Regions from separate parts of the Homo sapiens genome. Here region 2 is linked to region 1. Evidence: chromatin loops called from intact Hi-C (ENCODE). Cell type or tissue: endothelial cell of umbilical vein. All regions are shown on one strand. Links, peaks and the distances in the headings refer to the core of each region. The heading gives the core; the rest is flanking DNA. Region 1 holds the start of LOC124902559 (a long non-coding RNA gene). Region 2 overlaps LOC102724883 (a long non-coding RNA gene).

Region 1 (15,439 bases), core at 4,311-12,310:
AAGGAAACAAAACAAAGATTAAAATAAAAGACAAATAAAATAAGTATATATAGCTGTTCCTTAAATGAACTAAACCAAGGGCATTCTAAATATTTATATGTTAAATAAAATCCATTTTCTAAATAGAAAAGAAACTGATAATCTTACCTTGTTGTTAACAGCAAAATAGGTGTGTGTGTGTGTGTGTGTGTGTGTGTGTGTGTGTGTGTTTTCATATTTCAGTTTGTTTCTGCCGACATGGCTTTTAAGGAAATATACTGATGCAGAAAATGAAAGAAGAATTTCAAGGCGTATATGAAAGGACCTGTCCTGAAGCTATTAAATTTTGTGCATAATATTTCGTTCAAGGTGATCGAAGGCGATGGTTGTGGACTCCACCAAAGGCAGGTGGGAAGCAGGCAGCAGAGGCCCCAGGGAGGGCCTGCCGGGCAGCCAGGGGCTTTGCTTTTGTTTTTTGTTTTCTTACCGTTCCTGATGAAAGTTGAAGATCATCCGCAATCACTTCCCATTCACAGCTAAGGAAAGAAATAACTTTGTAATGACTAACAAACTATATGGCAAGATCAGGAAAATGTAAGAATCCCACAGAGCCATGGCTGCTGTGGTGATCACGCTGTGTTTTTTTGGGGTGCAGAATCCTTGCCTTTGGACCTGGGAGACACTCCTCCCACGCTCCTCATTCTGGCCTCACCAGCTCCGTGAGACTCTTCCGTCTTCCCGGTTCCTCCTCACTTTATCCCTCTGTTGTTTCAACAAGGAAATGGGTCTCATTATAATCTTTCATCTCATTCTTCTCCTTGTCATGATGATGAGATAAAGTACAGAAGTCAAGAAGTGCCTTCCAGAAAAAAAAGGATTAGACTCCTTCCTTCATTTCAGGGTTTTTCTATAATGAAAGATACAGTTAAGCCTGTTAGTTCTATCATGACAAAACAAACATGAAATTTGGAAAAGTTTGATTCAGTTTTTCTGTTTGTAAATTCTTTTGAGTAGGTTGGCTGCTATGTTTGGTTTGGACTTCAATGGACAAGGAAAAGGGAAATAATTCCAATTTTATTTAGCAGATTTAAAAATTAAAGTATAGATACTTGCATGTACTAAAAACAGAAAAAGTTATATTTTGAGAAAATGGATTTTGTTATAAATCAGCTATCCAGAAAAACTAAGAATACCATGGCTTTTAAACCATTACAGAGCTGAGGGATTTACCCACTGAGGTATTATTTTAAAGGGAAAACAAAAACTCAAGTGCAATGGTTTAGGTCAATAAACACTGCACTTTTCCAGGCAAGGCTTGTGAAGAACTTCCTGTAGCTTTCCACAGCGCGAAGGGGACGTGCAAGTTCACATCTGCACACCTAAATGTGAGCCTCCTATGAACGATGCTCTCAGAAAGAGTCCCCCGGCTGGCAGAACAAAGGCCAGGTCCAGGGGTTACTTACAAGGCTCCAGTGATGGTCATCCTAGAGCCAGAAACCGTCTGCTGGAGAAGCCCAGGTAGTTCCAACCATCATCTCACCTTGCAAAGCCACCAGATGCCACAGCGGGCCCCTGGCCGTGCAAGCTTCTAGAGAAGCTGGAAGGACCTGGAGGAGCGGAGGCAGGGCTGTCCTTGGCTCTGCTCGGATCTGCCAGGGAAGGCTTCCTCGGGTGAGGAAGAGGCACGGGGACCTTGGAGAGGCCAGGGGCTACTTGTGGACACTTCATTTTTCTAGTCTGCCAGGTCCTAGAAAGTAGAGCTGGCCAGCCAGGACACTCTCTCCTGCAAAGCCCACCCAGGGGTCGCCAGGACCCACTGGATGGCCATGCAGTCATGGCTGAGCCACATGGCCAGACTGACCAGCCAGGGGCTGGCAAAAGGCCATCAGAACATGAGTGCAAACATCAGGTACATTTTCAGAACACAAAACTTTATCCTATCTTTAATCAACACCACAGTAAAAAAATATTTATTCTTTAACAGCCCACCCTCTTTGTTCCAGCTACAAGTCAGGAGCAGACGCCTGACCCTTGGGGAAATCTCCTGGGTGGGACCCCTCTCTGAGGGCTGGGCTCCCTCCCCCACTAGGGCCCTCCAGAGACTGCCAGCCCCAGGCCTGCGCCAGCCTCCAACCCCCGCCCCCTCCCTCTTCAAGCCCTACTTCTCTGCCGGATCTACTTGCTGCAGGAGGCAGACATCCCATGGTGGGAATACCCGCAGGCCAGTGTGTGCAGCGACGTAGTGCTCAATACTTGGATGGCTCACCTTCCTGCCACGGAGGTTTAGGGCCAGGGGAAGCAGCTCAGCCTCAGTGCCTGGGCTTCCCAGAAGCACCCCGCTCGGACATCCAGCCCAATGCGCCTGCTGCTGGCCTCGGGGACAGGCTGTTGAGGACAGGCTGCCAGGCCTGAGCAAGCCTACGGCACCAGCAGGCTCAGCACAGGGCTGGGAGTGGGTGGGATGGGAAGTGAGTCTTCAGAGAGGGAGAGGGAAGGAACTAGAAACAACCACTTAACATCTATGTGGAGCCTGGGAGCATTTGTGGAAGTCATCCCCCTTACTGTTGAAAAGATGCAAATTTGGTGAAATAATCAGCTGTATGGCTCCAGGCTGTTTCCCAAGTACCCTGATTCCTAACAGGAGCGAAGGTATTAGTGTAAGACACCAGCAAGGCCAAGTTCACGTTGCTCAGAGGTAGCCCCTAACCAAACTCCGCCAAGTGCTGCAAAAGAAGATTTGTTATCTCAGGAAGGCAGTTCATCCAATAAAGCCAAAAAAATAAAAAATTAAAAATTAAAAAAAAAGAAGAAGAAAACAAACCAGAGTCCTTAAGGCTGGTTAAAGGGGAGCAAAACAGCCGAGCCCACCGGCACTCGGCACAAAGGGGGCCACTGGTTGTGTTCCCACAGTACCCGCTTCCTTGGCAAAGTGGCTCACATCACTGCAGAATGAAAGGCAATTAAGGCAAAGATATTTTTCCAGCATTGTTTTAAGTTCCACATCAAATATTCTTTCAGACATTCAAGAATCCACTTATCTCCAAATGAAGGGCAGAAGCTAAGCTAGTGATTTTTTGCATAGGATCTGCTCTTTATGGAAAGCATGTGAACGACGCCAGTAGATTCTGCGACATCGCGACTTCCATTAGAAAAGCGCCCAGTGAATCACTTCATACAAAGAGAGAATCCTTTCTGGTTCCTCAGGCTTCCCTGACCTCTTACCCCCGTTCCAGTTGGCAAAAGTTCGGGGACAAATTAACAAAATGGTTAAGCATGGCAGTAGATTTCATGCAGAAAATTATTCTTCGTGCCTGCTCCATAGCAAGGTCTTTTAAGTGATGCGGTTACAATGGACCTAAAACGCCACAGCCTGTAAACTAAATATTTCATCAATTTGCTGAGTATAAATTATATCTTAAAACTCCAGCCCTCTAGGATCAGGACATAAAGTGGCCGTTCAGTCAAGTGCTTTGAGCACTGCGATGCAAGATGTCTATAAAATACTTTACTAGGTTTTCATGTACAGTGAATTTGAAATAAGTGTAATGGAAAAACAAAAAAAAATGTATAGAAATTACAAGCTGCTATTTGATTCCTTTGTAAATTCTCTGGTCATGCCGGCTTTTTGTTGCCTTTTCCTTCTTTCTGAACAACTGAAGAAGACAGAACTTAGAATTATGAAAGATGGTTTTTAGGTCACCACCACATGAAGTAGTTGATTGGGCTTATAACTTGGTAAGAAATTGAACTTGAATTAGGCTCTCGTGTGTGTGTGTGTGTGTGTGTGTGTGCGCACGCGCGTGTTTCATAAGCTCTTAGGATACAGCTATATTTATGCATTGTGTATTTAGTTTTCCTTCATTTTCCCCTCAGAGGATGGAGAGGGTGCTGTAATTTTCAAAATACTGTGAAAAACATTTCTACAAATTGCTTTGCTTGTCTGCCTATATACGTTAAGCAGCACAAAATAAGCGAGGGGACCCTTCATCGCAAAACCTTTTTTTTTTTTTTTTTTTTTTTGCATTTTCTGTAACAACATAAAATCTGCTGTTATGACAAGAAGTCTGTAGTTCACTCCTTCATTTATAATTTAACCACAGCCTATATAACATAATCCAAAAAATATGGGGCATGATTAGTGTAAAAATCAAACACAGTAGAGGCTTTTTGAATACTCCAAGAACAAAACAAAACCAAAAAAAGGAGAGGGGAAGAAAACATTGCAGCCATCTGAATATATGTGGTATTTCTTTAATACTTCATTTTAAACTACCTAATTGTGTTTTTAAGCTTCGGTTTCTGTAATTTTGCAAGACGAGGCATTCCAGTGAGGAAACATATGGTGAGGGATTTTTAAACCACACAGCGAGAGTGCATCATAGACTTATCTGCTGTTTTAATGTCACAAAAATCCACCACTGAATTTATCCAGTCACCCATTAAAGAAAGAAAAGAATTAAAGGAAAAGGAGGTTTTAAATCCCCTAATGCTACAAGAATGAGTGAAATATGCTATCAAGTTCAAGTGAGAATGGTGCTGGAGCTTCAGGACTTCTTATAAGACCAGCAAACAGCAATTAGCAACCTGAAGGCTGGAGAGTTATTTCAGGAGCACTGCAGACAGCCAGTGTCTCAAAGCGGCCAGCCGATTCTAACCTAGCACCTCTCATCACTTAGCTTCCTAGATGCTCCTGTTCAGAATGGTCAGTTTTAACTTTGTTTCTCAATAGGTCAGTAGGCAAAAAGATATATAAAAATATCTCTATCAATTGATCCATTAATTGATAAAGAAAGGAAGGAGAGACGGATGGATAAATAGATACACGGACATTTGCTTTTAGTTTTTAAGTCCTGTTGTAATGGTCACTTAAGAATAGTTGCCTCTATATGAAAGGGCAGCTGTCTTAGGATGGTCTTTTTTAGGAGAGCTACTGAATCAGCAATTTGCGCAGGTGTTGCGGTGGCAACAGAAAGCTCTGATGGTAGCAAACTTCAACATTCGGACCTAAGTAAGATCTAGAAAGGGATTCCAGACACACCAGAGTGTCTTTACAAATACCTACGCAGCTCCACACACAAGGGGTGTGTGGGGGAGTGCATGCGTGTGTATGTGGTATTTCCAAGGGTCCTCCGGGCTCACACGCATGCAGGGAGATGGGGGTGGGGACAGAAGCATCCAGACATGAAGCAATGTATATCATTATTCAAATTATGTCAGATTCATCCTTAAATTACACTGGTGTTTCTTATCAGAAATTGTTTCATATACTATAATATGCTGCAATAAGTGGACATTAATTAATGCTAAATTACAATGGAATTACATATTATATCCACATGAATACTGAATGACTCTATTATGAATAATATTATTACAGTAAATATTCAAGGACCTGTAAGTAGTTTGTCGCTAATTACAAAGTGCTGACAACTACACATGACCTTAAGTTAATGTAAACTTTTAAATATAACAGCCACACAGCAAATCTTTGATTAATGCTGCAACAAAAATATAGCCGGAGACGTGATGAGCAGAGTCGAAACGCAGTCCACCACTCCTTCTGGAAGTCTGATTTATCTGCAAGACAGAAGCGTCTCTTGGCTTAGAATTCCATGCAAGCTCTATTCTCTCAGCACAGACGTGTGTGGCTCTCTGTTCAGCTAATGTTTTTAAAAATCCACGCACAACTTCGCCAGAGTCTCTGGTTGTGGTGGGTGGTCATTTTGTCTTAGAAGGGAAAATCCTTAACCCTTTGCCACTTTCTACTTAAAAGATGTCAAAATGCTCTGGTGGCATTCTTTTTTTTTTTTTTCTTTTTGCACAGTGAAACGGAGTGAGAACAGTATAAGGTGTTAATCTTGATAATTAGGGCACAAAAGCAATTAGAGGTCTAAAAACCTTAAGGCGCCGAAAGTGATTTTTTGTTTATTTGCTTACCTTATTAAGTTAAATATCTGTCTGAATTAATCGCTAATGAATGTAAAGAAGGCTCAATAGCAGCGGTTTAATGAACAGCCGTGTCAGTTGCATTTTACAGGGTCCCAAATCATCGAAGATTGCAAGCCAACTTGCTATTCAAAATTACTTTTCTGCCCAATTTTCTGTTTGCAAAGCAGTAAATTATTTACATTTATTGTGCTTATTTAAGCACTTAAATGACTATGAATGGAGTACAGGCACATTTTAAAAATATAGAACCATTACACAACTCTACTGCTAGAAATTCCCGTTATTTTCCCCTGAAGACTGCTTCCTCTACTTTTCTAATCTCTCTTTTACAACAATTCATGAAAAAGGGCATTATTACATTGAACATGTTTTAATAAGTTATTTATTATTTAACATACTTTAAGAGGCAGTGCCATAGAAGTTACATTACACACACTAAGAACGGTCTCTTTCAGACCTGCCCAGTTGCCTGAACCTAAGTGCTTAAGTTTCCTGAATAAAATTATTCTGTCTTTCATTAGAAACAAATAAACGGTGCTTTTCACCATTACTCACATCATAAACATTGATATTTGAAGAGATCTATTATACTAATTATTGTCTTTGGAAATTATCATTTAATATATTTACTTTCTTTAATGGTTATTCTTTTGAAATCAGTGACCACGATTTTTTTTTATATGTGCAGCTGCTCCCACGCACAGGTCCACAGCCTTAAGTTGCACTTACATGCAGGGAGACCCAGCCTGCGGGAACAGTTCCCGATGTGCTCTCTGCACATCCACAAAGCGCCCCAGCTACGTCGCTGGGCAGCCAGTTGACCACGGCCAAACCCGTAGATGGTCCAGATCATCAAACTGAGGTTAAGAACGCATAATGAAAAACACAAGAAGGGAGAATGGATAGATAGACTCATGGTAGCAGGAAAAGGAAGAAAAGAAAAAAGGAAGGAAAAGAAAGTAAGACCCTTGGCAAGAGAAACAGAATTCTAGGTGATCCTGCTAGCTAGATCGGGGTCAGATTCAAGTCGTTCTTTTCAAATCTTTCAGATGACTGCAGTGGAAACTTTCTTGTGTTTGCGAACGCAGACAGACACTCGACACCCAGTTTCTCCATGGACGGCATGCATTTACATGCATAATACGGCGGATGTGCCCGCTCTGACTGCAGCTCATTTCCTAAGTCGCAAGAAACGCTGGTATTTTTCAAAAGTGATTTCAAAGAATTTGTGTATGTGCATGTGTGTGCGCACGCGAGCGTGTATGAAAGCAGCCATATTTATTATTCAGACTTAACTATTTGCGTGTATTTTCCCAAATGATACCAGGGGCAGCGTAACATCTACTGTTAAAAAGCCCCATGCTATTCATAAGAGATTATACTGGAGTAAACATTACAGTAGCAGTAATGATCTAATTAAAAGAATCAGACATACTTAAAAGAGTCCCTTCTTTCAGGAAGGAGGGGAGAAGAAAAATCAATGAGGCAATCCATAGTCCGGAATGGGGCGAAGCATTTTACTGTGATCAAACACAGTCTATCTAGTACATATCTGAAGTCCTCTGGTCTTTGTTACTTAATGTGATGCGGAAGATCAGAGATGCGTGCAGTCTGTGTTCCAGGGTTCCAGCTGAGTCGCTGTCATATGTTAAGCTTTTTTTTGTTTTAAGTTGGCTATAATTCTACCTTACTCCAAGTGAACAGTGTTTCCATTAAACTAAGCATTTCCCCAAATCTGGCAAGAACCTTGCATGGGGATTTTCCTGAAGCAACCTAAAGGTGACCCTAGAGCACACCTACGAATCTGGGTTTGCACGGCACTGAGCTCCGTGCCGGCTCCCGTATCTCTACCCTCAAGAAACACAGGTATTGTGTGTGCGTGTGAGATGCAGGGTGACAGAAAAAAAGGGAGTGCAAGCCCTATATCACCAATTGTCTACATGAGTGCCAACACATATGTCGGCTTATGTTTGGAAGACATTATTTTTTCCCAGCTGCTTTCTTTTGTACCTACCTCCCAGCACTTGAAGTGGGGCCTGCAAACCGGGTTTGAAATGTGGTCAGACGGAAATGCAGTAGCCAGGACAGAATGGGAAACTCAGGAAGGAGGCTGAGGTGGGAGTCTCCGGTGTGGCCGGGAAGCCATCCCCCCAGGAGGCCACGGGGGGGAGCTGTGGCTCTGCTCAGGGCGGCCACAGCCAGTAGCGGGGAGGAGAGGGCGGAAAATATACTGTAGCAAAGCGATGGTGGAAGAGGAAAGGTAGGTTTTATAAGTTCCTGAATTTTATGACTATGCTGCAACGGTGGAATGTCCACTCAATCTGTTGCGAAGTTAGCACAGAAAACATGCACTGGGCATATTAAGTACAGGATGAAATGGTGCAGTGAATATTTATTAGCAAAAATATAGGTTCTCAAAAACAGAAATAAAACAGGGTAATAGATGAAGGGAAGAATAGATTTAACACTGAAATAAATATCAAAGGTGCAAAGAAAAGGCAAAATATAGTGTTCAAACAAAGCTGTGAATTGGGTCCAGATTTAATGCTCCCCTAGGGAAGAAAAGGTTGGACAGACTGCTGGAATTGAGATACTACTTTTAGTACACAGTCCCTGTAATGCTGTCAGCTTTATTTCCTTTGACAAATGTGAAATAAAATTTGTCAAAGTTAGGGCTTGGAAAGTTGGCTATTGAAAATTCAATTGGTAATAACTAGTATAGCCTAGCACTCCGGAGATTTTTAAAGGAGAGGGATGTTTAAGATGCTGGGGTGCGGGGGGAACCGTATTACATATTGTATTTCACTTTTTAAAAATTTAGCAGTTGACTTAGGCAGCTGGATTTCTAAGTTTCCTGTTAGCTGGGTTCACCGTTAAAAGGCGGTAATTTAAAACCCATTTCCATGATAACTACAATGATATAGTAAGTTTGAAAATATTCTGGTGTCTACACAGAGGAGGGCTCCTATGATCTCACTCAGCTTGGGGTCCACACGCCACGAAGACTTTGCTTGATCCAGTTCTATAGAAGTGCAGGGCGTGATTGCGAAGTCAATGCTACCCTCATTCCACGCTACAGAATTCCTGACTCTGCTTCTCCTTCCACCATGCATTGGACGCGTTTGCAGTGCAAACGGTGATTTACTGGGAATGTTTAATAACAGACTTTTCTTGTCTTCTCAATGTGCTGCTCCACAGCCCCAGCCTTTCCCTTGCTGGGTGCATGGCAGGTTTTCCAGGGAAGCTCTTGGAAGCCACTTCTCTCCCGTGCTGCCCTGCCGGTCCCACCCCCGCCCCACCCCTCACCTCTGCTGTACTTGGGAACAAAGCCACGTATAAGAAAAAAAAGAGCGACTTAGCCTGCATATGGATATCCAGGGATATGTCTGTTTTCCTGACTGCCCCAATACACTCTCAGTGTAATCAGGAAGACAAAACAGTCTCGCCACATTTTCTGCTTCTTTCTGTGGAACGGAATCTGATGTCTCCCAGCTGCATTCATGTCCCTTCAAAGTGGGCAACTTGGCATTTACTCCCGCTCTCTAAAGAGTCACCGAGGGCATTGGAAATTTCGGCTGCGAACCCGGAGAGCGGCTGGCTCTGCTGCGGCCGGGCTGCCGTCGCTCCACTCCAGCTGCCGTTTCTTTATTTAAGAAGAACTACAGAAAAGACCTTTAGGAATCACCTCTTAAGTCATTATGGCATAAGGCACCTTTCTGTCTTTATGACATGGTGGGGGGGGGGGGTACGATATTTAATTGAAGATTTTATTTTTAATTTTCGCATTCTTACCATGTGGTCATTACTTTATTTTTACATTTTCAGCCCATTTTCTTTCCAGCCCATCGCAGGAATTGGGCAGTCAGCAAGAGCCAGAGAGTGCTGGCATGTATCATTACATTCTCAAGATGGCATATTTACTGCGCTTGCCAGCAGGGTCGCGCTTCTGTCCTAGTAAATGTAGTGGAGTATGAAAAAGGCAATTACATCTCACTGGGTGACCTTTTAACAGCCATGACTACCTCCTATCTATACATAATTATTATAGGTGATGATTTCCAAGTATTACAATCTCCTAGAGCCGCCTTTAATTCACATCACATTTAGGCACGTTTGTCACCAGTGCTAGAAATTTTAACCCCCGAAAACTGAAAAAACAGAAGAGAAAAGTGATAGCAATGGATGTCAAGCTCTCAAGTCATCCTAATAAAAACACAGCAAATAAGATGTCGCCCTGTTTGTATTCATTATCAGTTCTTACATGCTCCGACTCTTGCATTAAACATTAGACAGCCTCTGATGCCTGCTTAACAGTTTAATTCCCTCCTCAGTATTCAGGCTGTCATAATAAAATCAGTGAAGCAGGCAAAGTCAAATAAGAGCAAGAGGAGGCATAGAGCATGTAGCACAAGCCATTGTCATCGCTTACTATTCACCCCGCACCACTTACAGGAGCTGAATTCAGCATATGCTGTGGGTGACACACAAACCAATCTCTCCCTCCACCGCTGTGGCCAGCCTATCTTGCCGGTGCAGGGCGAGGGTGGCGCGCGTGCAGAGGGCCGATAGCAGTCCCTTCAAAAGGAACCGGCTTCTGAGCCACTGGAGCTGGCACAATAGAAGCCACTTCTGTCAACAAAGACTGCAGACTAAAGAGCTAGATATCCCCACTATGGAAAGATTAACAGCGCTAAATCCGTTTAGGCCCTTTTTTTTACTTATTTACAGGCTGCTGATCTTGAAGGCTGAATCAGAACAAGAGATTAGCTCTATTAAGTGCTGCCCATTTTTCTGAATTATGTTTTTGAAGACTTGGACAATATGAATAAGGACTCATATTAACCACTGTACGAAAGGCGCACACTCCATTGCAATGACAAAGCCTTCGGAAAACTACTTGTCACTTGCAGTGATCCATTGCAAATACAGTTTAATATATAATTTATATCTACCAGCTGGTGAGAGCAGAAAGGGAGCGATTCCACTCTATTTCTCTTTTAAAAGAGAGAGAGAAAGAAAGAGAGAGAGAGAGAGAGAGAAAGGCTGGCAATGTAGGATGTCACTAACGATAGTAAAATAGCTCAGCAAACAGTTCAATAAATGGTTCAATACTTGTGATACTATCCAAACAAAGACTCGAAGCCATTAATTTTAAAAAGTTCTGTGAATCTTCTTTGAACAGTAAATATTTAATCACGGCAATATGTAAGCTGCCCTCTCATATTTTATCTCCTAACCAGAACCGTGTAGTGAACCTGGCCTTTAATAACTTTGACCAGAGCGATATTTTGCCATTTTTCTCCTGCCATCAAATTATGAAGTGTGTCCAATCCAGCATGTTGCTATTTGCTACCTAATGCGCTCCTATTGATGCCTAAATATAGCGCTGGACAAATGAGCTCCGTAGGTGTGAACACTAAATAATGCCCAAACCCCACTTAAAAATACATATATACATGTGTGTATTAAATATATCAAATGATACATTTAAAATTCTAACTATATTTAATAACTACACTACATGTTTTTTAAGTACTATATAATTATATTATATAGTATTAAAGAAATTAAAGCTTCCGGGCATAGACTTTCAGAGCCAAGCAGTAAGAACGTGGAAATTTGCGCCTCAAAGCTTTCTAGCCAGCGTCTTTTTTTTTCCAGGCACACTCACTAGTTAGGAATGTCATCTTCGGCCAAGTTTAATAATTGATGAGGAGCCTCGCAGGTCTCAAAAGCTTATACAACCAAACAACTAATATTTATTTATTTTATTATATATTTTCTTTTAATTCAGGAAATACCCACAGCGATTACAATTCTAATTTGCAGGGAATCCTGTTGGCAGAAAAATCAAACAATTAACAATCCACCTTCTAAACAGACTACTGGTAACGGACGACTTCAGAGGCAGCCAGTCAGACACGAGCGATTGCGCTCCCCCCGCGCCTGGGCTGCCTTGGAGTTCAGATGAAAACAAGTTCAGGAAGTTGATTTGATGGGCAGCACCGACCAAACCACGACTTATGAGGCTTGCAGATGCATGTCAGAATTAGGCTGCTATGAAATACGGCGTGATCTGTTCCACCTTCTGTAAGTTTCTCAGAAGTGAGGACTCTACTCTCAGAAACAGCGTCCTCCCTGCCACAGCCATCAATGTGCATGTGGTCGACACACGCATTCACACACACTCACGGCTCATTAAAATGCGTTGTGAACTTGGCGTAATCCCCAGGATGTTTCTTCATTAGCTATTTTGGATGGCCTCTACCGCACACACATTTCAAGAGCCACGTTCCTTTAATTCTCAAATCAATACACTCTTAGCAATTGCAAGTGGCCAGAAAGGTCACCCTCGAACCCCTTCGGTCCTAGAAGAGTGGCAGAGGAGGGATAGGAAAGGACCCGTGCAAGATCACACAGCGAGAAGATGAAAGCAGTTCATCCTCAGACCTCTCTCTGCTCCATCAAAAGATAAAGAGACATTTGCTAAATGTCATTAGTAGTTCCTATATGTAAGTGGAAGAGCAAAGACAAATAAGACACAGTTATTATTTTTCAAGAGCTCATAGTCTAAGAGTGAGACTCAACCTTAAAAATAGGCTACAACCCAAGACATCAAATTTCAAGTGGGCCAGAAAAGGCACAGGGGTGGAGCGGGCAGAGCTAACTCCAGCCAAGGGGCTGGAGTACTGAGTACTGAGTACAAGGTCACTCTCCGTGGATACGTTGTAGATTGAGTGGAAGACACATGCAGACCTGGCTATTGTCAAGGAGAACCTGCCTTCCACATAGGTAGAGGAATGGACCACCAACCTCGGATGGAAATTCTGGTAGCCTTTTCCCATAAATACAGCATCCTTCTCTCTCTCTTGGCCTCTTCCTATGAACCACCTGATGAAAAAGGCAGTGATGTCAAGCAACTTCTGAGCTCACAAGAGAGATGCAAGGCCGGTGGCATCTGTGTAACAAATAAGCCTGTGTCCCAAGTCCCTCCCAGATCATCATCTTTCACAGTAGCTTCCAAAAAGAAACATGTTGCTATCCCATTGGAAAGGGCAAATGAGGTCCCAAGCCACTTACCCAAGGAGAATAAAAGGTGGAGTGGGCAAACCACCCAACCCAAGCACAGAGCTCTTTCCACTAATCCCCATGGGCACACCCTTGAGAAACTCTAGCCAGACTTGCTGTACTCGCCAAGTCACGCCCCAGCCCCTACAGTGTGCAGGGCTCTGCGGAAGGAAACACGTAAGAGTCCTGCACTCATAAGCTTGTGGTTTGCTTGGGAGACGTGTGAGCCTAAAGTTAACTATCTCTATTATATTTATTTTACATGTAGATAATATTTATATGCATGGAATATTTTCTTACATTATGTATGTGTGTATATACACAAGTGTGTGTGTGTGTGTGTGTGTATATATATATATATATATAGAAAGAGAGAGGTAGGGATGGAATAGGCATGGATGTGGAACGTGTGTATGGCAGTAGTGGTGGGAAGTAGGAGCAGGTCAGGACGCTCAGGGCACACGGATCTGACCACACATGGATCACCCAGCAGTGACACAGATACTCAGGTGATCAAACCGGTCTGGCAGAGTAGTGATGAGGTAAATGAAACCAGGAAAAGAAACCACAGAGCAAGAAGAAGGGGCAGCATCACACCTCACCTTTTCTGGGATGCAACCCCACTTCTGCTCAGGGTCCTCTCTCAGACCCACCTGCCCCAGCACTTCCAGCCCTCAGCAACATTTCTGTTTCCCTGAACTCTTGTAACACTTGGCGTTGCTTCCACAGAACTCAGCTCTGTCTTGCACGTTGTCTTCCCAGAAGTAAACACATATGTGGGCATCTCATGTCTGGGTCTCCTCTTTCTAGCGTGTGCTCTAGGGGAACACTCAGTAGTCTGGCAATGGCCTAGGATGGCCCAGACCAACCAATAGAGTCTCTACCGTGAATCTTTTTTTTTTCTTTTTTTTTTTGAGACGGAGTCTCACTCTGTTGCCTGGGCTGAAGTGCAATGGCACGATCTCGGCTCACTGCAACCTCCACCTGCCAGGTTCAAGCGATCCTCCTGCCTCAGCCTCCTGAGTAGCTGGGATTACAGGTGCCCACCACTATGCCCAGCTAATTTTTTTTTTTTTTATTTTTAGTAGAGACGGGGTTTCACCATGTTAGCAAGGCTGGTCTCGAACTCTTGACCTCGCGATTCGCCTGCCTCGGCCTCCAACTCTTGACCTCGTGATTCACCTGCCTAGGCCTCCCAAAGTGCTGGGATTATAGGCGTGAGCCACCGTGCTCAGTCTACTGTGAATCTTAATGCTAGCACCTGCTGCCAAGTCACTTGGCCTCTCCCGCTGTCACCTACCTCTTCTGTAAAATGGGTGAGTAATACAATCTACCTCACAGGGTGCTACAAGACAGTAGACAGAGCTCAGCCCATTGTGCAGCACACAGTAAGCACCCGACAAAAGAGAGTGGGTAACCCTGGCAGCTGCAACAACTGCACAGGTGATCGCAGCTAGTCCTCAGTTTCCCCATTTGTAGAATGGGTACTAAGGTGTCAACTCTGCAGAAGTTTCATGTGGAGAGAATAATGTACACAAGGAGCTTGGCACATAGTAGATGCTAAAATTATTTTGTCTATGAGCAGCAGGTCTATATATTTTATATCCCCAGAGAGCTTTGCTGAATGTAATAGACACTCCATAAACACTTGTTGATTTACTGAGAAAAGAATTCCTTGTACTAATTACATGCATTCACACTGATGCAAACTGACTCTACCTGTCCATTTAAAGAGAAAGAAACAAAGCATTAAGCTTCCTTCACGGCAAAGGAGCATCAAATCAACAAGCATCACATTGCAGAGCTCTGTCTGGCCAGGTCTTGGGATTCTCAATTGCACATTTGTGTATATGCTTCAGTCAGGAGGACTATTCAGTCTGCCTCACATCATTTTTAAAAGTTTGCAGGTTTTCAGGCTCCAAAAGTGTCATTATATTTGGAATGGAATTTTGCCTCCTCCACCAGTAATGTAATAAAATCTCTGAGTCTGAGAAAAAGTCAGGAAAGGTCAGATGTCAACCAGGTTAACATTAAAATTGTTAGAAAACAGGAACCGTAATTTGGGGATTGAAAAAGAGGCAGAATTCATGTTGTAAGTGCAAGTGATCTGGAAATAGATGTTTATCTTGGCCATTTTCAGGGAAGTGACATCATATCGTGTGTCTACTGGGATATTACTCCTGCATTTTTCAATCCAGATTTTGGCACTAAAGTTGGCAAAATTAGACCATTTTGTTAAACTGATCTTGGAGGCGTCCACCTCCCGAGCACATTACAACACACCTATGACATGACTCTAGAACAATGGGTGAAAAATGGGCCATAAAACAGGAATGGCCTGCTTCATGTAAAGTGGATTTTATAGTGCAGGTGTACCTGCATTTATCGATACTGTAAAGCAGCAAGATTGTGCCACCATAAAGCATAATATTTGTTTTAAAAA
Region 2 (15,439 bases), core at 4,805-12,804, 1.1 Mb after region 1:
CTCTGTCGCCCAGGCTGGAGTGCAGTGGTGTGATCTCGGCTCACTGCAACCTCCGCCTCCCGGGTTCAAGCAATTCTCCTGCCTCAGCCTCCTGAGTAGCTGGGATTACAGGCACTTGCCACCATGCCCGGCTAATTTTTTTTTTTTTTTTTTTTTTTGAGACGGAGTCTCGCTCTATCGCCCAGGCCGGACTGCGGACTGCAGTGGCGCCAATCTCGGCTCACTGCAAGCTCCGCTTCCCGGGTTCACGCCATTCTCCTGCCTCAGCCTCCCGAGTAGCTGAGACTACAGGCGCCCGCCACCGCGCCCGGCTAATTTTTTGTATTTTTAGTAGAGACGGGGTTTCACCTTGTTAGCCAGGATGGTCTCAATCTCCTGACCTCATGATCCACCCGCCTCGGCCTCCCAAAGTGCTGGGATTACAGGCGTGAGCCACCGCGCCCAGCCCTAATTTTTGTATTCTTAGTAGAGACGGGGTTTCGCCATGTTGGCCAGGCTGGTCTCAAATTCTTGACCTCTTAATCCGCCCACCTCAGCCTCCCAACGTGCTGGGACTACAGGCATGAGCCACCGCACCCGGCCACTTTGGAGTTTTAAGTGAGATGTTTGTCTGTGACTGTGGAGTGGTGAGCACTGTGTCTGGTAAGGTCTCAACTAATGGTAGCTGGTGTGACCATCTCTAGTCTTTCTCTAACTGAGCACACAGTCTTTCCCCTTCCTGGATCACATAGAGTTCAGGCGGTTTCCAGAGAGGTTTGATTCGGTAATGGCTCCTGTATTCAAATGATGAGTGTTTGTTTCTGAGCCTCAGTTCCCTCATCTATAAAATAGGAATAAAATAGACTGCTTCTGTCATCTGCCTTCCAGAGAAGTCAGAGCTTCCAAGAGTGGCTGCTGATTTGCCAATGAACACACTCATTTTGGCCATGCCAAGGGGGATCTGTGTGTGTGATGGGGCCGGGCCAAGGAGCAGTTTGATTCAACTTTTGCAAAGCCATGACTTCTGTTTTTCCATTTACCCAATCTTCCCCCTTTCAAACTCCCATGACGTCTTTTAAAAAGCACCATGTCTGCTCATCTTACTGAGATGTACAAGATAACACGTAAAGCCTGTAGTAGGGAGCCTGGCATGGAGTAGGCATTTCCGAGGCGCTCCTTCCATTCCCTGCTGCCCTCTTATTTAAACATTCCCAGCACTTCCTTGGGCACTAGAATAAGGTTAGATTTTACCTTTGAAATTTACGGTTTCTTTAGATATTACAATAACAATAATTGGTTATCTTCTTTACCTGGAAATGCTTCCCCCTTTGATTAGTCTGTTTTGCACTGCTATAAAGGAATACTGAGGCTGGGTATTTACAAAGCAGTTTATTTGTCTCATAGTTCTACAGACTGTACACGAAGCAACGGTGTCAGCATCTGCTTCCAGTGGGGCCTCAGGAAGCTTTCAATCATGGCAGAAGGCCAAGGGGCAGCGGGGTCTCACGTGGCAAGAGAGGGAGGAGGAGGTGCCAGCCTCTTTAAACAATCAGCTCTTGCATGAACTCTTAGAGCCAGAACTCACTCACTACCTGGAAGACGGCATGGAGACAATAATGAGGGATCCACCCCCATGACCCAAACTCCTCCCACTAGGCCCACCTCCAGCACTGGTGGTCACAGTTCAACGTGAGATTTGGAGGGGACAAACATCCAAACCGTATCACCCCTCAACCCCTCAACTACACCTGGTTTGCTCCTTGTTTTCTAGATTTTGACTGAAATGTCCCCTTCCCGGCAAAGCCGTGTGGACCACCCGGGCTAAAGCAGCCACCTGGTGCTGGCCTGTGTGGCCCAATTCCAGTTCTCCAGGGTGCTCATCACTCTGTGGCAGTTTGTCTTCTGGTTTGTGAGAGAAGAATAAATCTGAGGGACCCAAAATCACTAAAGGGAAAAGTCAAGCTGGGAACTGCTTAGTGCCAACCTGCCTCCCCTTCTATTCAAAGTCACCCCTCTGCTCAATGAAATAAATGCATATCTGATTGCCTCCTTTGGAGAGGCTCATCACAAACTCAAAAGAATGCAACCATTTGCCTTTTATCTACCTATGACCTGGAAGCCACCTCCCGCTTCGAGTTGTCCCGCCTTTCCGGACTGAACCAATGTACATCTTACATATGTTGATTGATGTATCTCCCTAAAATATATAAAACCAAACTGTGCTCTGACCACCTTGGGCATGTGTCATCAGGACCTCCTGAGGCTGTGTCACGGGCGTGCATCCTCAACCTTGGCAAAAATAAACTTTCTAAATTAACTGAGACCTGTCTCAGATATTCGGGGTTCACAAGCTGATGTTCTGTACTCTCTCCGCAACCCCCCAGAGTGCTTTGTTCCCTGCTGTCCAGAGCCAGGCACACTGCAGGCACTCAGGAAAGAAGTGTGCCAACAGAGAGTTCGCTAGTTAGCCTGGCACCTTTGATTTCATTTAATTATTACAGTAATACCGCAGGACTATCCTCATTTTCAGACAAAAAAACTGAGGCTCAGAGAAGTTACCCATGGTGTCCACGGCCGCAAGGCCACCAAGTGGCAGACCTGAATTCAACCAAGTCCATCTGGTTTCCCACCCTTCTGCACCCAGTAGCCTTTGGGTTCCCATGTAAAGCCTCCTTATTAAGCTGCAAGTCTTCCTGAAAACAAGGTGAGTTAGACAAAAACAAACAAACGAAAACAGCAACCCACAGCTCTAGCTTGTCAGGTACCCCAAAGGCCTCCATTTCCCAGTGGCATTTTCTGGGCACCCTGCTGGGGAGTGACGTGCAAGGCCCAGGGCATGGCTTTCTGACATGAGCCTCTGTTGCACACGCTTGTGTACTCTTTATTCTGCATCTGAAGTGGCTTGTGCAGGGCCATGTGTGATTAAGGGGTTTGTCTGCTTCCCCACCAGACTCCTTGCTGGTCCCGCTTACCAGCCAGTTGCCGGGGCCTGTACTGCCCCGGGGCCGTGTATTCCAGGCTTGGCTTCATGCCATGCCCTCTCCACCTCTCTCCTCCTGCGAGGTGCAGCCAGTGTTGCATGGGGACTTCCCATCGTGGCTCAGGCTTGCTCCTCTGACCTCTCCTGGCACTTGGTCCTCCAAAGGAGCTCCCCTTTCTGCTGGCCATCTGCGTTTGCTCACCTGGACTTGCTGAGGGAGCTCGGGTGCCCTGTGTGTGCTTATCTGTGTGTCCCGGCGCCCGGCACAGGCAGGGCCCAGAGTGGGTGCCTGCTCGAGGCCAGGGGATGGGTGAGTTCAGCAGTTAGCTGTGGGGTGTCTGCTTAGGCCCAGCCCTTGGGGGCCTCTAGGAGGGGTCCCCCTGCTCTCCTGCCCTCCTGCCCTCTCTGCAGGAGAGGCTCCAGTGAAGCAGACACAGCTCGATGTTAAGTGAGACAAGTCGGTGAGAATGCACAAGCCACGCAGGCGCTGCTTCGTGATTTTCTCATAACATCTGACACTTGTATGTTCAAATCGCATCACTAAAGAGTAGCTGCATAGGTCTGTCTATGGAGGGTCTCCCACTTTGCTGTCTCTTGTCTCTCCTGTCTAGCCTCGGTCTTTAGCCCTCTCCTCTCCCTGTGGACAGGGCAGTTGTTCTAGCCCAAGAGGATTAGAACCTGAAGGATGCCCTTCTCCCTATAAGGGAAGCCACACATTTGTTTTGGTGAGGGTCATGGTTTTGTTCCAATATCATTTTAGCTTAGGCTGTATTTTCTTTTATAAGACTCAGTTTAAGACTTTTCTACCTGCTCATAAAAATGAGATTAAAAAAAGAGAAAGACTTTTCTAAATGCAATCCTTATAATAATCCAGGAATACTTCATTAAAACAAAAAAGAAAGTAACAATCCACTATTTTTCAACTTTCTTTTTTTTTTGACGGAGTTTTGCTCTTGTTGCCCAGGCTGGAGTGCAATGGTGCGATCTCGGCTCACCGCAACCTCCGCCTCCCGGGTTCAAGCAATTCTCCTGCCTCAGCCTCCCGAGTAGCTAGGATTACAGGCATGCGCCACCATGCCCAGCTAATTTTGTATTTTTAGTAGAGACGGGGTTTCTCCATGTTGGTCAGGCTGGTCTCGAACTTGTCCCCACCTTAGGTGGTCCACCCGCCTTGACCTCCCAAAGTGCTGGGATTACAGGCGTGAGCCACCGCACCTGGCCTCAACTTTCAAAATAATGTCTCTACATGCAGACTTTTGTAATCTAAGCCAGTGCCCTGAATTATTTTCTGACATTGTAAATGTGCTTTTTAAGGATGATAAACAAAGATAATTATTTAATATCAAAAGACTTTAGGCCAGGTGCGATGGCTCACGCCTGTAATCCCAGCACTTTGGGAAGCTGAAGTGGGTGGATCACTTGAGGTCAGGAATTCGAGACCAGCCTGACCAACATGGTGAAACCCCGTCTCTACTAAAAATAAAAAAAATAGCCAGGTGTCATGGCGGGCACCTGTAATCCCAGCTGCTCAGGAGACTGAGGCATGAGCATCACTTGAACCTGGGAGGCAGAGGTTGCAGTGAGCCAAGATCTCACCACTACACTCCAGCCTGGGCAACAGAGTAAGACCCTGTCTCAAAAAAAAAAAAAAAAGAAAAGACTTTATGACCAGTGCAAATTAGAGATCTATATGACACTGTATAACGTATATGCCCAAGTCTGTCTCACAATGGTACTCTAAACACTCGCTATATACAGAAGGTAAGAATTTTATAGTCATTTTGCATTTTCTTCAAAGGTGCTGTTGATAAATAAAAATATTAATAAACCACAAATGTACCTTCCAAAGTCAATAGTTTTATGTTTGAATGGAAAGTACTATCTCCCATCTTAACCTACCCCTGCTTCTAAGAGCTTGACAATGTTTGTTAAATGCCACACACCAGTGTCCTTTCTAAGTCATGTTTTATTTCAACAATAGATTGAAATTTTACCATGATGTTTTATATTTCATCCTAAGTTTTTTTATTTTCAAGTGTATGAAGTCACATCAGTTATGTCTGATAATCCATTTTGGACATGTATTTTCATATAAATTATAGGACATTTTTGCCTTTCAGTTCTCACAACATAGTAAGGAAAAAAAAAAAACCCCCAGCATGTGGAAATATGACTGATGCCATGTTAGTGTGTGGTTGGAAATAATAAAGATTATAAATGACTCCATAGGTGTAGAAAATAAGGGGAGAAGACTTATTGGGGAGAAGTAAAAAAGCTTGTTTTCTTTATGCATAGCAGAAAGAAGGCACCATGACTGATATATTACTATTCACCTTCTTTTTATTTCTAAGGGGGTTTTTATTAACCCCTTTTTATCAATCAAAATAAATTGATTGCCAGTGAATGCAATATTTTCTGACTATTTGAAATTATACAATGAAAGCAAAGACATGTAAACTCACATACTACATTTGCTGACAAACAAGAGACAACCTTTCCCCCAAAAAAGGATTGCTAAATAGTTAAAGATTGTTACAGCTATCTCTTAAAAAAAGAACATTTTAGGCCAGGCATGGTGGTGCTCACCTGTAATCCCAGCACTTTGAGAGGCCAAGGCAGAGGATCTTTTGAGCCCAGGCGTTGGAGACCAGCCTTGGAAATATAGGCGACCCCCATCTCTATAAAAAATAAAAATAAAAGTAGCCTGGTGTGGTGGCACATGACTGTGGTCCCAGCTATTCAGGAGGCTGAGGCAGAGGATCCCTTGAGCCTGGGTGGTCTAGGATGCAGTGAGCCATGGTCACGCCATTGCACTCCAGCCTGGGTGAAAAAGCAAGACCCTTTTTCAAAGAAAATAATATTTTATTTAAGGATAGGATTAGGCCTTGGGATTCCTTTGGAATTCAACTTCATCCAGCTGTGTTAGTGGTCATGTAGTCATTAAATATCAGAATACTGTTATTTAATAAATATACCCCATCATAAAAGGTCATATTTCTTTAGGGCAAATACAGTTAGGACCAATCTCCGTCCTGGGCAAGGACTTACCTGATTCAAGAGGGGAGAAAACAGGGTGGTCAGGAATACATTTGTGATTCACTCCCTGAAGAGGCAGTCTGGTGACGTGGTTTGGCTGTGTCTCCACCCAAATCTCTTCTTGAATTGTAGCTCCCATGATTCCCACGTGTTGTGGGAGGTAATCAAGTCATGGGGGTGGGTTTTTCTTGTGCTGTTCTCCTGATAATGAGAAGTCTCATGAGATCTGATGGTTTTATAAAGGGGAGTTCCCTGCATAAGCTCCTTGCCTGCCTCCATGTGAGACATGACTTTGCTCCTCCTTTGACTTCTGCCATAATTGTGAGGCCTTCCCAGCCATATGCAACTGTGAGTCCATTAAACCTCTTTCCTTTATAAATTACCCATCTTGGGTATTTTTTTTTTTTTTTTTTTTTTTTTTGAGACAGAGTTTCGCTCTTACTGCCCAGGCTGGAGTGCAATGGCACAATCTCAGCTCACCGCAACTTCTGCCTCCCAGGTTCAAGTGATTCTCCTGCCTCAGCCTCCTGAGTAGCTGGGATTACACGCATGCGCCACCATGCCTGGTTAATTTTTTATTTTTAGTAAAGATGGGGTTTCTCCCTGTTGGCCAGGCTGGTCTCAAACTCCCAACCTTAGGTGATCCACTCGCCTCAGCCTCCCAAAGTGCTGGGATTACAGGCGTGAGTCACTGCGCTGGGCCAGTATGTCTTTATTAGCAGCATGAAAACTGACTAATGCATCCGGTCACTCTTAGCACAGTGACATTGAATGTGCACAAACTAAAAAATAAGGTTTCAACCAAACTGGTGAGAGCATTCCTCTTGGTGTTCTCTAGGAAGAAGGCCAGAGGGTTTGGGACAATAGAAATAAAACACAGTGGTTTTGAAAATGGGGCCAAACTGTGCTTCCCCGTGGCGGGGCTGAGAAGGAGGGAGCAGGGCACTGAGCCCGCTGTTCTTTCGGCCCTGGGCTCTCTGCCTCCTACCATCAGCCCTCAGGGCAGCTGCTCCTCGCTGACCACCTGGCTGCTGATGGGCTTGGTGGCCAGCAGAGCTGCCCCGTTTTGTCTGTGCAGAGTCAGCCAGACGTGGCTCAGCGCAGCTCTTTCCCTCGGTTTCATGGAGTAAAGGGTTCCTCATTAGGGCCCCACACATCCGTCTCTCATCATAGGAGGGTGACTTTCTTCCTGCATCTCCCGTTTCCACTTAGTCATTTCAACCAGCGGCAAACTGGAAAAAGAACGTATATGTTATGGTGGCAAAGTCTGAAGGTAATGTTGGCATGGAGTGTTTCAATAAGATGTTTCTTTTGATTAAAGCATATTTCATATGATGGGCAAGTAATAGATACAACCTCAGACGTAGGCTAATCATGGAGTCAACAGCAAACTTCTACTTGACTCCTAGGAAACTAGCTCCCTCACCAGAACATTACCGCTGTATTTCTTTCTTTCTTTCTACATACCATCAGGCAACTGGGGCCTATGCATCCTTAAGAATTAGTGGTTTGTTTTTTCTTTTCTTTTTTGGTTTGTTCTAGAAGAAGAAATTTAAAGCCAGCCATTGTTTTACAGAAAAATCATCCTGCCATTGAAACCCAAAGTGGTCCATCCAGTCTGGAGGCCGTGGGAACCATGAATCCTTTCAGAGTTTGAAGCAAATGCAAAACTGTTCACGTCATCCTGGGTTATTTTATTGTCTCACCACCTTCCTGAAATGGAGCTCGAACTTCATTTAGAGTAGCTCTCGGGCACGCTGGCAGGGGGGCTCCCAGAGCTGAGTGAGCAAGGGGTGCATTGAGAAGCAGGCGTTCTGCCCCGACCGGCCCACCTCACTCTCCGCAGAGGGAGGCATTTGTGGTGGGCCAATGTGCATGCAGCCCCAGGCTGGACAACTCCAGAAGAAACTCAAGAACACAAATGTAGATGATTAACCAAAATAGTCTGTTCCATCTTCCTGCACTGGGGGGAAATGCCTCTTGTATTTTAGAGGAGAGAGAGAATGGGAAGGAAGCCACTGCAGGTGTGGCAGACATTGGAGGACTCAGGTCAAGTATAAAACTGCTGTGGCCACGGATTTAACTAAGTTTCAACCAAGTAGCTTTCCAGGTTGGGTGACATCTGCTACATGCTAGAACTAGCTGTGGAGTCTGTGCTTTGGCCCCAGTTTGGAGTCCAGAACTATTAGCATGTATCACCGAGTTGTGTTTGTAAGGGTTGTGTGTATTTTTAGTGCTTCCCAGAGCTTTCTACCCTGATCGCCTTCCACAGGTAGAAGCGGCTGACTGTACCTGGTACCTGGGGCCACTCCAGAGGTCCCCTCTGGGAGGTGATGCCTCTGTGCACAAGCAGCCTGTGCAAGAATGTCAAGGTCAGCGGAAGAGAGGGCACACGCCCTCCAAGGAGGTGGTGTGGGTTGGGACTCAGTGTCCTGGAAGGGACCTCCTTCAGGCAAGAGCTCTTGGAGTCAGACGGCACGAAAGAACCTGAGTATAGAACTTCTCAGGTCTCTAAGGAATTACATCTGATTCTATAAGAATCAGAAGTTTGTTGGCCAGGTGCAGTGGCTCACATCTGTAATCCCAGCACTTGGAGAGGCTAAGGCAGGAAGATCACTTGAGCTCAGGAGTTGGAGACCAGCCTGGGCAATATAGTGAGACCTCATCTCTATTAAAAAAAAAAAAAAAAAGTTTGTGACACCAAGGAAAGCTCATCTGGGTCCTTAGTTTCTTAGATATGAAACATGAACTACAAATAACAGCAGAAAATTAACTCCATCTGGACTTGGAGGATAAATACACATATGCACACACATGCACACAATACTATTTACATATAAAACATTGTGACTCAAACGGAGAGAAAATGCAGCTGCATGTAAACATCTGTGGTGATTAGGTATACCCACTCAGTGACCAACAAATTGCATTCAGTGTGTCTGGGGTGATCGCCTCAGGAACTGGGCCTTCGGTTAGTAACGATGCTTTGGAAGCATGTATGCCAGTCATAACATGTGGAGGGCTTTTCCTCTCTCCCTCCCTGTGTTAACATGCTTTCATATGGCTAGTACAGTCTTGATAAATCTTGCAGGATCTCAAATAGCCTAGTGAAACGGGAAGAGAAGAAGGTGTTAAAAGTTTGCAGGTCAGGGGAAAAGCACGTGTTTTGGGTGAGTCGGTGGAGCCTCCACAAATACAGCATCGGTTTGTGTGAATTCTCAGCTGTGGTTTCTCAGGTTGAATAAAGCCACTCAACAAAGGCTGCTGTTTCTCCAGCCTGAAGAGGCACTTATGCCACCTACAGCCTGGAATCTGGCACTACAATTCGCGCCCAAGTCCCTGGCTCATCCTAGGTGGGAGATTAGAATCTATGTAGGGAATGGAAAATGGGCAGGCATTCCAGGGTGAGTTTTTCTTCCCCCCCGATAAATTGTAAACAAACAATTACAAACATGTTTGAAAATTGTTTTAACTAGTTTTTAGAGATTGCAATAGCTGGGTTGGGATTTATGAACTACATTTCTTATAAATACATTTCTTCTAGAGAACTTCTTGTGGGACGTAATCACTTTTCCCCTCTGTATAGCAGCCCCACAACTCAACCCAAAGCTAGGTTAGGCTACTGGGTACACACTTACCCAGATAGTCTTAGCTTCTTAGGGGAAACCAGATTACTGTGAAGCCATCAGATAAGACATACTTCTGAAAAGAAATGGAATGTATTTTTATTGGCAGAGTCAAGATGAAGTATGTTTTGAAATCTGTTTTACAAATAAACTTACACATAAATTGTCCATCCACTACTTGGAAATCTTTTTTCGTGTTTGAGGAGCTGTCAGAGGTCTCTAATAAACAGTGAGTCTTATTTAGTTTACTGGATATGTAATTCTTCTTTTCTTTGAAAATAATTATTTTTCAAGCAAGTGCAGCAAAAATACAACCAATAAAAATCTAGCTATGACAGCATAAACAACCTTTATGGCATGCATATACATAGACTTCTTCCAATAAAAGCAGTTCCTGGCAAGAAAGGGAACAGAAAATTGGCTGATGTGTTCCCAGATAAGTTCTGGACTCTTAAGGGCTGAGAGAAGAGTCCTCACAGCCCATCTCCAACTCCCCATCCCAGACCGGTCCTTGGTTAGCGTGAGGGAGGCAGGTCCCCATTGCCAGAGTGGCTTGGGCTAAGGAGAAGGGACGGGCTGCTGTCAACTTGGAGTCAGGGGAGCCCCTTCCCAAGGCCCGTTCTTGGGGCCAGGAAGTCTGCTGGACAGAGGCTGAACCCCCCTGCAGGCTCCGGAGGAGCGGGTGGGAGACCGGCCACTGTTCAGGCTCCCCATTCTTGGTCCAGGCCAATTGTCCCCGCGGGAGGGCGGTGCCACGGTGGGTGACAGGGCTGGGGGCGGGGTAGGGGTCGACTTAAGATAATCTGGTCCAGGGGTTCTGCTCTGGGCTGGGTCGACCCGGCTCGCGGGGAGGCTGTTTGCCCTGGGCCTTCCCATCCCCGCGCCTTCCCATCCCCGCGCCCACGCCGCACCCAGGCGAGCAACGTGGAGGGTCGGCGCGGGGCTGCTCCCGGGGAGCCTGGGGTTGCAAGTTCTCAGCAGACGTGCGGGTGCTCATTTATGCTTTTTATAGTAGCTGGAGAAGATGTTATCGCAGCTTGAGAACAGAAATTAAAATATGTATCCTTCAGGTGCAAATCTACTGTACTTACAGTTTTACCGTTTCTCTGCAGGGGGGCTCCATTAATCTTGTAAGAGTGAAATTCCTAAGGAAATTAATTCCCTCCAGTTGGGGTTATTCTCAACTGGTCTTTGGGGGCGGAGTAATTGGAATTTAAGAGTCGCTCTTAAAAGAAAGGAAACGTTGGCCATTTTACTCGAATAACACTTTCTAATGCCAGGCTTTACTCTTTAAAACACCTCCTCCTTCTTTCTCTCCCTGCACCTCTTTGTGTTTCTGGGCTTCCCTTGGTAGGGTTTACAAAGACCCCCACCAGGTGGGACCTCCCCTCCCAGTTTTCCTGAGGCTGACCCCACATTCCTTTCCACGTGGGTTATTTGTGGCCCCCCACCCCCCCTTCTCCCACTGCGCAGCCTGAGGACCACGGGACCACAGGAGGGAATGAGGCATCATGAAAAGTTCATGGCTAAATCATTTCCTTGCCTGTTTAGGAGCAGTAAATGTTTGTTGTCATCACCCAGCAAAATAATTACACCTCAATTTCTCTCTCTCTCTCTCTCTCTCTCTCACACACACACACACACACACACACCCTTTAAAATACAGGCAATTCATAGGCAAGAGGTGAAGTTTTTTTTGCTGCCAGGAAAGTCCAGGAAAGCATCTTCCACTGGAGCTTCAGGTCTCCAAGGCCTAAGCTTCAGTCCCCAGGCCCAGAGCCCCAGGCCCTTATTCTTCAGGCTATGGGAACCCCACCACCACCACCAAGACGGAATAGAACTTGGCTAAATGGCTAAATGCAGGTGTGGTGGCACACGCCTGTAGTCCCAGCTGCTTGGGAGGCTGAGGGAGAAGAATTGCTTGAACCCGGGAGGCGGAGGTTGCAGTGAGCCGAGATCATGCCACTCCACTCCAGCCTGGGCGTCAGAACGAGATTCCGTCTCAAAAAAAAAAAAAAAAAAAAAAAAACCATGGCTAAATGATGCTTATATACAGGGTCAGTAGAATATTAGCGGCCAGGAGGAACCCGTGGGCACATGGCCACAATCAGCCACAGTCCTTGCTTTTCAGCTTAATGGGGCTTAAGGGAAAGGCCAGGTCCAGCGCATTCTAGGCCAGGTCCAGCGCATTCTGTGCCAGCCCAAGCCAATTTAATAGGGTCATGGCCAGTTTTTCCCTGTGGGCCCTAACATGGTCATAGGGAGAGAGGATGGACTTTCCAGGGCACTGTTCGGGGCAGTGAGTCCTGGCGATGTCCCTCCTCTGCTGTGGGTTGGGCAGTTTCCTTAGCTATACAGTGGGTCATGGGCAGTGTGGGTCCCACATCATCAGCTTAATGGGGTGCTGAATGATCAATACAGATGTTTACCTTTGGGGGCTTTTAATAGCTGAAAAGTGCCATCTACCAGTGGGCACCTGTGTATCCCATAGCTCCCCAAAACCTGGCTCAGCTCAGGGCAGAGCCTAGTAGTCTGCTGTCCATGTCAGAATATCAGAGCTCCTAGAGCTGGGAGGAGGTCATCTGCTGCCCCTAGGCCTCTTGATATCAACAGTGACAACATGGGCTCAGGAAACAGAAGCCTAGAATGAGGCCTCAGCTACAACCTCAGAAGCAAAAGTTTTTCTCTGATCTTCTCTTGCCCTCCTGTCCCTGCCCCTCATTCTCCTCTGAGGCTAGCCAGAGAAACTAGAATCCCTCTTCCCTTAGGCACATCATAGAAACCAGTACCCCTTTCCCCCAAATAATTACTCTAACTCCCTGCCCCCCAACACCCGAAAATCCAAAATTCTCCGTGCTACCTAATACACCATATCCTATAGCAAGGTCAGCTAAATAAGCTGACCCCACCTTTCCCGTGTAAAAACAAAGAACCCAACACCCCACCTTTTCTCTGTAAAAACTGGCCATGGGCCAGACATAGTGGCTATGCCTGTTATCCCAACACTTTGGGAGACCAAGGCAGGTGGATCACTTGAGGTCAGGAGCTCAAGACCAGCCTGGCCAATGTGGTAAAACCCCATCTCTACTGAAAATACAAAAAATTAGCCTGGTGTGGTGGCGCATGCCTGTAATCATAGCTACTCGGGAAGCTGAGGCAGGAGAATTACTTGAACCCGGGAGGTGGAGGTTGCAGTGAGCCGAGATCATGCCACTGCACCCCAGCCTGGGTGGCAGAGCGAGACCCCATCTCAAAAATAAGCAAACAAAAAAACTGGCCAAAAAGAAATGTTCTCACCTACCTTGCTTGAGTGTAGTTCATAAGACCTCATTCCACAGAGGGTCTTGCTCCTTTACCCAGAAGGAAGGAGGCTGCACAGAGGCCAGGAAGAATCTGAACACCAGACCAGCCTTGCTGGGTTCTCCCAGTCAGTTCTTTTCAAAGACAAAACACAAAGTCACATTTATTAGAGTTGTCCACAGTCAGCAATGGTGACCTTCTTGCTGGTCTTGCCATTTCTGGACCCTCATGCCTTCTTTCATCTTGCCAAAGACCACATGCTCGCCATGCAACCACTGAGTCTTGGCAGTGCAGATGCCAAACTGGGAACCGTACGTGTTGGTCCAGCATTTGCCTTGGACAACATGCCGGGACCTGTATGCTTCAGGCTACAGTTTTCATCATCAAATTTCTCCCTGTAGATGGACTTGCCACCAGCGCCATTACGGCGTGTGAAGCCACCACCCTAACACATAAGCCCTGGAATAATTCTGTGAAAGCAGGAACCCTCATGACAAAATCCTTTCCCTCCAGTGCTCAGAGCATGCAAGTGTTCTGCTGTCTTTGGAATCTTGTCTGCAAACAGCTCGAAGGGCTGTTTGATGGCCCCAGGGCTTGCCATTGACGGCCATGTTGAAGAACATGGTGGGATTGACCATGGCTGGTAGCAGGGGGTTCTGGGGGGCGTCAGCATCTGCAAAGCCCCCAGTGAGTTCTGCTAGCATAAGAGCATACCCATTTTGTCCAATCGTATTTCTACATAACTGTCCATACTTCGTTGAACCTAAGCATACAAATGGACAGTTTTCCCTGTATCTTTGAGTCTTCACGTGTCACGTGAAACTGTGATCAAATAAATTTGTTTATCTTTTCTCCTATTAATCTGCCTTTTGTCAGTGATTTTCAGCAAACCATCAGAGGGCTAAGGAGAAGCTTTCCTGTGGCCCCTACAATAATAAACTACAAAAAGGGCAGAAATGGAAGTGTTATCCAGGAGTTTTCATAGCATTTTTTTTAGAGTCTGCTCTGCAACTGGTTTGTGCCACTTTCAGCAAATTCCATTTAAAAGAAAAATCAGCGGGCCGGGGGCGGTGGCTCACGCCTGTAATCCCAGCACTTTGGGAGGCCGAGGTGGGCGGATCACGAGGTCGGGAGATCGAGACCATCCTGGCTAACACGGTGAAACCCCATCTCTACTAAAAATACAAAAAATTAGCCGGGCGTGGTGGCAGGCGCCTCTATTCCTAGCTACTCGGGAGGCTGAGGTAGGAGAATGGCATGAACCCGGGAGGCGGAGCTTGCAGTGAGCTCAGATCGCGCTACTGCACTCCAGTCTGGGTGACAGGGCAAGACTCCGTCTCAAAAAATAAAAAATAAAAGAAAAATCAGCATTTATAAAACAGCCACATTTGAGGGGTGATTACTGCTTTTTTTTTTGAAAAGGATTCACTATAGCACATTTCCCCTGTGCAATACAATTTCATTATTTTTTAAATGTCAAAAGCAGTCTATGCTATTAGAAAACAAGCAAATGACACAAAGAAGTGTGTAAGTCAAAGTGAAGGGCCTCCCTTTAGCTCTCCTCTGTTTCTGCCCTCTGGAGGCAAGCTCTGATAATAATTTGGGGAGCATCCTTCTGGAGACCCTTTTCTATGAGCCATTCACTGATATAGTTATATGTTTTATTTACATTCAATTCTACTTAAAAATGATAATCACAGGCCGGGCACAGTGGCTCACACCTGCAATCCCAGCACTTTGGGAAGCCGAGGCGGGCGGATCACCTGAGGTCAGGAGTTCGAGACCAGCCTGACCAACATGGAGAAACTCCGTCTCTACTAAAAATACAAAATTAGGCGGGCGTGGTGGCACACACCTGTAATCCCAGCTACTTGGGAGGCTGAGGCAGGAGAATCGCTTGAACCCGGGAGGTGGAGGTTGCGGTGAGCCGACATCACGCCATTGCACTCCAGCCTGGCCAACAGGAGCAAAACTCCATCTCAAAGAAAAGAAAAGAAAAAAAGTGATAACCAGAATGTGTATCTTGTTTTATGACATGGTATCTTTTTCTTTTTTTTTGACATGGTGTCTTTTTTCCCTCCTATTGCATTCTTTTCATAGTAAACTTTAAAGTCTTATTTACATGGTTTTTAACTAAACTTTTTAGTTTAAAACAACTGTAGATTCACATGCAGTTGTGAGAAATAATACAGATCCTGTGTACACTTTCTTCCGATGACAACACCTTGCAAAACTGTAATACTGCAACCAGGATGTTGATATTTATAAACAATCGACTGATCTTTTTCAGATTTTCCCAGTTTTACTTGTACTCGTGCGCGCGTGCATGCGTGTGTGTGTGTGTGTGCGTTGTTTTTGTTTTTGAGACAGGGTCTTGCTCTGTCGCCCAGGTTAGTGGGCAGTAGCAGTGGCAGGATCATGGCTCACTGCAGCCTCCAACTCCCAGGCTCAAGTGATCTTCTCACCTCAGCCTCTCACCTACCTGGGCCCACAAGTGTGAGCCACCATGCCTGACTCA

The links. Peaks named below come from ENCODE experiments on the same cell type or tissue, not always from the same donor. Only the 100,000 strongest peaks of a DNase experiment are listed, where the experiment ranks them.
Region 2: it touches region 1 in a loop (7-fold over the local background); 29 of 110 quality-filtered maps call a loop at or near these places.

The regions. Positions count from the first base shown.
Region 1 is chr10:129,023,638-129,039,076 of GRCh38, forward strand. It overlaps LOC124902559 (a long non-coding RNA gene), which reads right to left and starts at 13,116. Exons shown (of 2, transcript XR_007062390.1): 1 at 13,009-13,116; 2 at 11,682-12,819. RefSeq lists an enhancer at 9,556-11,274. In endothelial cell of umbilical vein, for the core only: a CTCF peak has its summit at 8,092 (motif pointing right); DNase peaks (open chromatin) are centred at 8,154 and 11,874; H3K27ac peaks cover 602 bases.
Region 2 is chr10:130,118,683-130,134,121 of GRCh38, forward strand. It overlaps LOC102724883 (a long non-coding RNA gene), which reads left to right. Exons shown (of 3, transcript NR_188169.1): 3 at 7,572-8,668. It overlaps LOC105378561 (a long non-coding RNA gene), which reads right to left. Exons shown (of 6, transcript XR_001747659.2): 1 at 14,777-15,439; 2 at 12,923-13,055; 3 at 9,634-11,622; 4 at 8,905-9,099; 5 at 6,008-6,196; 6 at 5,319-5,637. It overlaps LOC124902560 (a long non-coding RNA gene), which reads right to left and starts at 3,402. Exons shown (of 2, transcript XR_007062392.1): 1 at 2,952-3,402; 2 at 1,354-1,571. It also overlaps the pseudogene PPIAP32. RefSeq lists enhancers at 2,500-3,000, 2,851-3,020, 3,001-3,501, 4,730-4,899, 7,986-8,155. In endothelial cell of umbilical vein, for the core only: a CTCF peak has its summit at 9,311; a DNase peak (open chromatin) is centred at 9,299; H3K27me3 peaks cover 619 bases.